Linked DNA regions of Homo sapiens: region 1 is linked to region 2. A link is an interaction called in ENCODE POLR2A ChIA-PET data of the cell type or tissue named here. Cell type or tissue: OCI-LY7. All regions are shown on one strand. Links, peaks and the distances in the headings refer to the core of each region. The heading gives the core; the rest is flanking DNA.

Region 1 (2,917 bases), core at 275-2,774, 210 kb after region 2:
GCAGGACCAACCCTTCCCTTTTCTCCTCCTAGTCAGCCTGTTCAACATGAAGAGAGGGTGAAGATCTTTTTAACGATCCACTTCCATTTGATGAATAGTAAATATATTTTCTCTTCCTTGCAATTTTCTTAAGTTTCTTCCCTAGCTTTTCTTCCTGCCATTACTTTTGCACCAACCTAATATCCAGTGCAGATTTGAGGCAATGAATTGATTTAATTGCAGGGCTCATTTGAGCCCCTAGCATGTCTTTGTGTATGCACAATTATTTTTTCTAAACTGGTTGAGTTTGAAAATGTAATAACTTTGCCCAGACCCACACAGCCATTTTCTTCCCAGAGAATCAATGTAATTTGCATGTGTTATTCGGCCACAGGACAATAGAGCAGTGCAGCTCTTGTTGATTTTGAAGAGCTGCTGATCGCCTTGTTTGAGAAGTCAGGGCCCAGGAAGGCAGCCAGGATGATGCAGGGCTTGTCAATTTCCAGGTGAATTCAGCAGGCAAGTGGGAGCGGCAGGTGCTGGTCAGCTTGGGTTTCAACCTCATCCTTCATACGTGCCAGCTTTGAGACTTTGGCAAGTTACTTCAGCTTTCTGTGCCTTATTTTCCTCATCTGTAAAATGGGATAATAAACGACTCTACCTCATAGAATTCTTTTGACTCATAAATGAATTATTACGCGTTAAGCACTCCAAATACTGCCTAGTTCATTGTTAGTATTATTTATTAAGCTCCAAGTGGTATTTGGACTTCTTAAATGAGAATCACCAAAAGCAGGGCTTCTCAAACTTTAATGTGCACATAAAACACCTAGAGATCTCCTTTAAGTACACATTCCGATTTAATAGGTTGAAGGGCAGGCCTGGGAGTTTGCATTGGCAGGTGCAGCGACTATCGGAGGTGATAGCCAAGATGCTGTTTGAAGACCATGCTTTGAGGTTCAAGGACTTTGAGAACTTAGGGTAAAATTGCAGATTCCCAGGCCCAAGCCCAGACTGTCGGTTTCAGGACCTCTAAGGGTTGGTCCCAGGATCCAAGTGTTTAACGAGCCTCCTAGGTGATTCAAACACACTGAAGCTTGACAGGCTAGAATGAGTTAATTTTAGTGTAAGGAAGATGTGGCTTGTTCATAACCTTTGTGGGAGAGAATGTGTCACTCTGTGTTTAGGACTTAGGTTTCTTCTTCTCTCCTTTCATTTTCCTTCTTCTCTTTCTTCATTCCTCCCAGGCCAGGCAGCACAGCTCAGTGGTTAGAGCATCTCCTCTGGATTTGCCTCGCGATCTCACCATTAGCAGTGATACCTTTATGGAAGCATGTGCTATGAGAGGACTGTGAAAGGGAACCCAAGGGTTGATTTGGGAAGCTGGCAGTCATCGGCCAAATCCTGACCATCTTGGGCTGACTGCTGCAGAGGGTGCAGGTCAGAGTGTATCATCATATATGTTCTGGCCACTGGCTTTGGACAGTAGTATATGTGGGTGTTTGTTCTCCTCTGGATGATAAACAGCTCAACAACAGTGCCCTTTTTTGCTCTTCTTGGGCCTTCCCCAGCGCAAGACTTGACATCTGAGCTCATCAGTGCTTCCTGAATGAGTGAATAAAAGACGTGCTGCAGCCACTGAGTCATGCACCACTGAGCTATTGCAAGCTGAAAGGAACTCAGCGGTTCATAAACACTGGCTTTGACCACCTTAGCTCAATTCAAGTCAGCAAATATTAGTGATCATGTATCTTGCATCAGGGCCCATACCCGAAGCCACAGAAAGTCCTGGGGGCAGCCAGATCCAATAATTATAATTTCTCTGTAAGTTTTCCTATGCCTCGCTTATATTTGAAGCATGATTACAATGGAATCCAACTGGCCATACAATCAGTATTTGTAAAATAAAAACGAAATCAGCTCTACATGCTGTCATTTCCAAGATGATGTTAATGGAGGTACTCTTGTTTTACCTTCACAACCACATTAGGAGGTAGGTATTCTTATTGTCCACATTTTACTGATGAGCAAACTGAGGCTCTGAGAAGATAACTCATCTGGCACCTGGCAGTGGGGAACTTGAACCGGGGTCTGGAACTCCGCCTGTTCCATAGGCTGGTGGTAGGGCATAGGAAGCGGGTCGTGGATGGACTTGGGCAAGAAGAATAGAGGTGCAGTTCCCCTGAGAAAGGGGGAGGGATGCTGGTCATCGGGACACAGCTGAGGTTGCCACGCCACATCCCCTCCTCCAGGCATGCACAGCATTGTGGGAGGGGGCTGGCCTGTCACACCCTCAACACTGAGACCCATCAATGAGAAGAATTTCCTGAGTTTATAAAACAGCAACAGGTTAGGCAGCATCATGAGTGAATTGATCACCAAGCTGAATCTTACTTAACTCCTAGCTTTAAAATAATCGGCAGGAAGGAGAACAAAAAGCCACACGTGTGTTTACACACAGGCACCCCGCCCTGCAGGCCCCAAGGAGAGGTTCAAATCAAGGCAGCCTTTCCTGTGGGCGTGGGTGAGGTGCCCCGCACAGGAGCCAGCTTTGCACTTAGTGCAGACTAGACAGCCATGTAGTTTAGCAGGGGCAGCATTGACAGAAACCAGAGAGCTGTAAATGCCACACTGGGGTGGCTGGGCCACATGTGCTATTAACCAGACAGTCTTGTTCCATGTCTGGAGTCTGAGCACATTTTAGGCCCTGGTGGCTGGGCAGCACCCTGTGGGGACCGTTAACCACTTAGCTGAGACCCGTTGAGCAGATGCCTCTGAAATCTATGCTGGTTTGAACCCCCCCTGGGGTATTTTGTGCTCTTAGGGACACCATAGTAATTGATGTAATATGCCTAAGATGGACTGAAACTGTCTGATATTGGAATAAATTTAGCCTCACTGGTAATAAAAGATAAGTGCATGAAAACAAGATGTCATT
Region 2 (2,917 bases), core at 236-2,735:
CCAGAGGCCGGAAAGCAAGGTGTTCTAGGAACTTCTTGCTCAACTCCACTGAGTCAGAATGGTTGCTATGTCAAGCTTCTGAGTAACAAGGAACGACATGATTGGAAAGGCAGGGTGAGGATAGGATGGGGATCTTGAATGTGAAGCTGGAGTCTGCTGCCATGTCTGGTAGGCACCGAGGAGATGCTGCAGGTAACGAAGTACAGAAGGGACATGATTCTAATGGCACTTTAAGAGGATTAATCCAGGCCGGGTGTGGTGGCTCATGCCTGAAATCCCAGCACTTTGGGAGGCCAAGATGGGCAGATCACGAAGTCAGGAGCTCGAGACCAGCCTGGCGAATATGGTGAAACCCCATCTCTACTAAAAATACAAAAATTAGCCGGGCGTGGTGGTGTGCGCCTGTAATCCCAGCTACTCAGGACGCTGAGGCAGAAAAATTGCTTGAATCCGGGAGGCGGAGGTTGCAGTCACTGCACTCCAGCCTGGGCAACAGAGCGAGATTCCACCTCCAAAAAAAAAAAAAAAAAAAAAAGAAAGAAAGAAAGAAAAAGAAAGCAGTGGCTCATGCCTGCAATCCCAGCACTTTGGGAGGCCAAGGCAGACAGATCACTTGAGGTCAGGAGTTTGAGACAAGCCTGACCAACATGGTGAAACCCATCTCTACTAAAAATACAAACATGAGCTCGGTGTGGTGGCCAGCGCCTGTAATCCCAGCTACTCGGGAGGCTGAGGCAGGAGAATTTCTTGCGCCCAGGAGGCAGAGGTTGAGATCGCGCCACTGCACTCCAGCCTGGACTCCATTAAAAAAAAAAAAAAAGCCTGGAGGAAGTCAATTAAGTAAAAGAGTAGATACCAGACCTACCCAACCCTCAGAATTACCTGAGGGACCTTACACCCATGCCACATCTTCTCAATCTAAGAGGTCTGAGAAACCATCACTGCCTTAGGTATGAGATAATAGGATACTGGGGTAAGAGTAAAACGAGGGGAAAAGAAAAGGTTCACAGGTGAAGCTTATAGCCTAAGTCAAAATTTGTGCTAATAATACTATTTTCCTGGACAAAAACTTACCTATCAGCCATATGTAAAAAATTTGTACCTTATAACTTCAAACCTCCTTAACAAGAGGTAGGGTGACATAGCACAGTAAAGCTTTTCTTTGCTAGAAAATAAAGATGCAGTGGTCCACCCTACAGTTAGACAGATCTGTATTTAAATCCTTGCTCTGCCACTTACAAGCTTTGTGATCCTACACATGTTATTTAACCTCTAGAGGTCTGTTTTCTTATGGCATAAGCAGAAGGACACTATCTCATTGTTTTAATGGCAGAAGGATTAAATGAGATGATGCAAGTTAATGCTTAAGTCAGTTACCATTATCACCTTAAACCAGATGAGATACTAAAATAATCACTTTCAAAATTCTGAGTTCACACCAGGGCATAACCTCTCCAAAAAGCTCAAACTATTATGACTGAGAATCAGATGTGGTTGCCATAACAACATCTGTTCCTGTACACATTACAATGCATCATGCACAGTAGTGTTTTTATACAATATTTTACATCTGTGTGAGCCATTCATACTCAGGTTTGCATATTCTTAACAAGCTCAGTGACACTTAAAATATTTAGGCAACTGAACATCTGCAACTATCTTAAATAAACCCAGGTGACTTACAGTTATGTAGAAACATAAAGGTGTCATCTAGATTTTGCGTATCTTAAGTTTTAAAAAATATGTGGAGTCACTGGTCTTTTAGGAAGATTTTCAGACTACAAGACTGGTGCCCACAACTGGAAAACTGCTACTGTGTTGCTGCTTATCCTGATACTTTCCGTATTCAGATTTCAGGCAAGAATTCTAGCAGTGACCACCAGAATTTCCAGTACACCAGTAGAACCAGTTGTTTTCAGGCTGAACTCCTCTAAGAGTTTAAGATATGTATACAAACAGAGGGAAGATGATGCCTGAGGGACAAGGTGAAAGCTGGGCAGCCAGAGGTCTGGCCCCCCGACCCTTCATCAATTTAAGAGTTCACCTAAAATTGTATTTGAAAGCGGGGGAAGATGCCTCGGTACTTAAACAAGAAAAACAGACTGAGGATACTTTATAATATACCAATTTAGATTTAGGGAGAGTGTGAGGTGAGGAGCACTTCCCAGTTTACTTCACTCTAAACAGGTATTGCAGCAAGGCAGGGACACAGCATAAAGAGTGATTCTAGCACTCCACTGCCTACATAAGAACTCCACAGGCATACAGCCACTTGCTGTCGCTGTAAGTGGACAATCTGGCTTAAGATCAATGTGAAAAAGGGAAATAATTCACAAGTAGCCCTTAAGGGGTGCTTTAGGGGAAAACTCTCAAACTTTGTTTTTCCTCTGCCCTCACACCACACAGAAGTCGTGAAGTTGTCTTCTGTGACCAAACGTGTAGGGTTTTTTCCCAAGCAGCGGACACCAGCTGAGTATCCTCTAATTTGGTTCTGACACTGTCTACCTGGATACAGTGTCATATTCCACAAGATGGGGGCTCAGTCCCCAAAACTGCTCTCTCCTTCTTCAGACTCCAACTGTAAGTCTGGGCCTCCAGAACTTCTGACTGACACTTCAAGCTGGGGTTCCCAAGACCCCCTCCTTGAGTTCTATTAATTTGCTGGAGCATCTCACAAAACTTGGGGAAACACTTATGTTTACCGGTTTATTATAAAAAGTACAGATAAAGAAATGCGTAAGGGCACTGGGCTTCCATACCCTCTCTGGGGGCGCCACCCTCCAGGTGTGTTCAACTATCTGGAAGCTCTCTGAACCCAGTCCTCCTGCGTTTTTTTTTTTTTTTTTTAAAGACAGAATCTCACTCTGTCCCCCAGGCTGGAGTGCAGTGGTGCAATCTCGCCTCACTGTAACCTCTG

What was found. Peaks named below come from ENCODE experiments on the same cell type or tissue, not always from the same donor. Only the 100,000 strongest peaks of a DNase experiment are listed, where the experiment ranks them.
Region 1: POLR2A ChIA-PET joins it to region 2 with 7 read pairs; 3 of 35 experiments call an interaction of 5 or more read pairs at or near these places.

The regions. Positions count from the first base shown.
Region 1 is chr20:51,126,793-51,129,709 of GRCh38, forward strand. All of the region lies in intron 1 of LOC105372661 (a long non-coding RNA gene), which reads left to right. Among named protein-coding and RNA genes, the nearest start is that of KCNG1, 110 kb to the left of the region's middle. In OCI-LY7, for the core only: no CTCF peak of the experiment used is centred there; a DNase peak (open chromatin) is centred at 1,609.
Region 2 is chr20:50,919,750-50,922,666 of GRCh38, forward strand. The region is part of intron 2 of ADNP (activity dependent neuroprotector homeobox); the gene reads right to left. Among named protein-coding and RNA genes, the nearest start is that of ADNP-AS1, 9.8 kb to the right of the region's middle. In OCI-LY7, for the core only: no CTCF peak of the experiment used is centred there; no DNase peak of the experiment used is centred there; H3K27ac peaks cover 1,139 bases.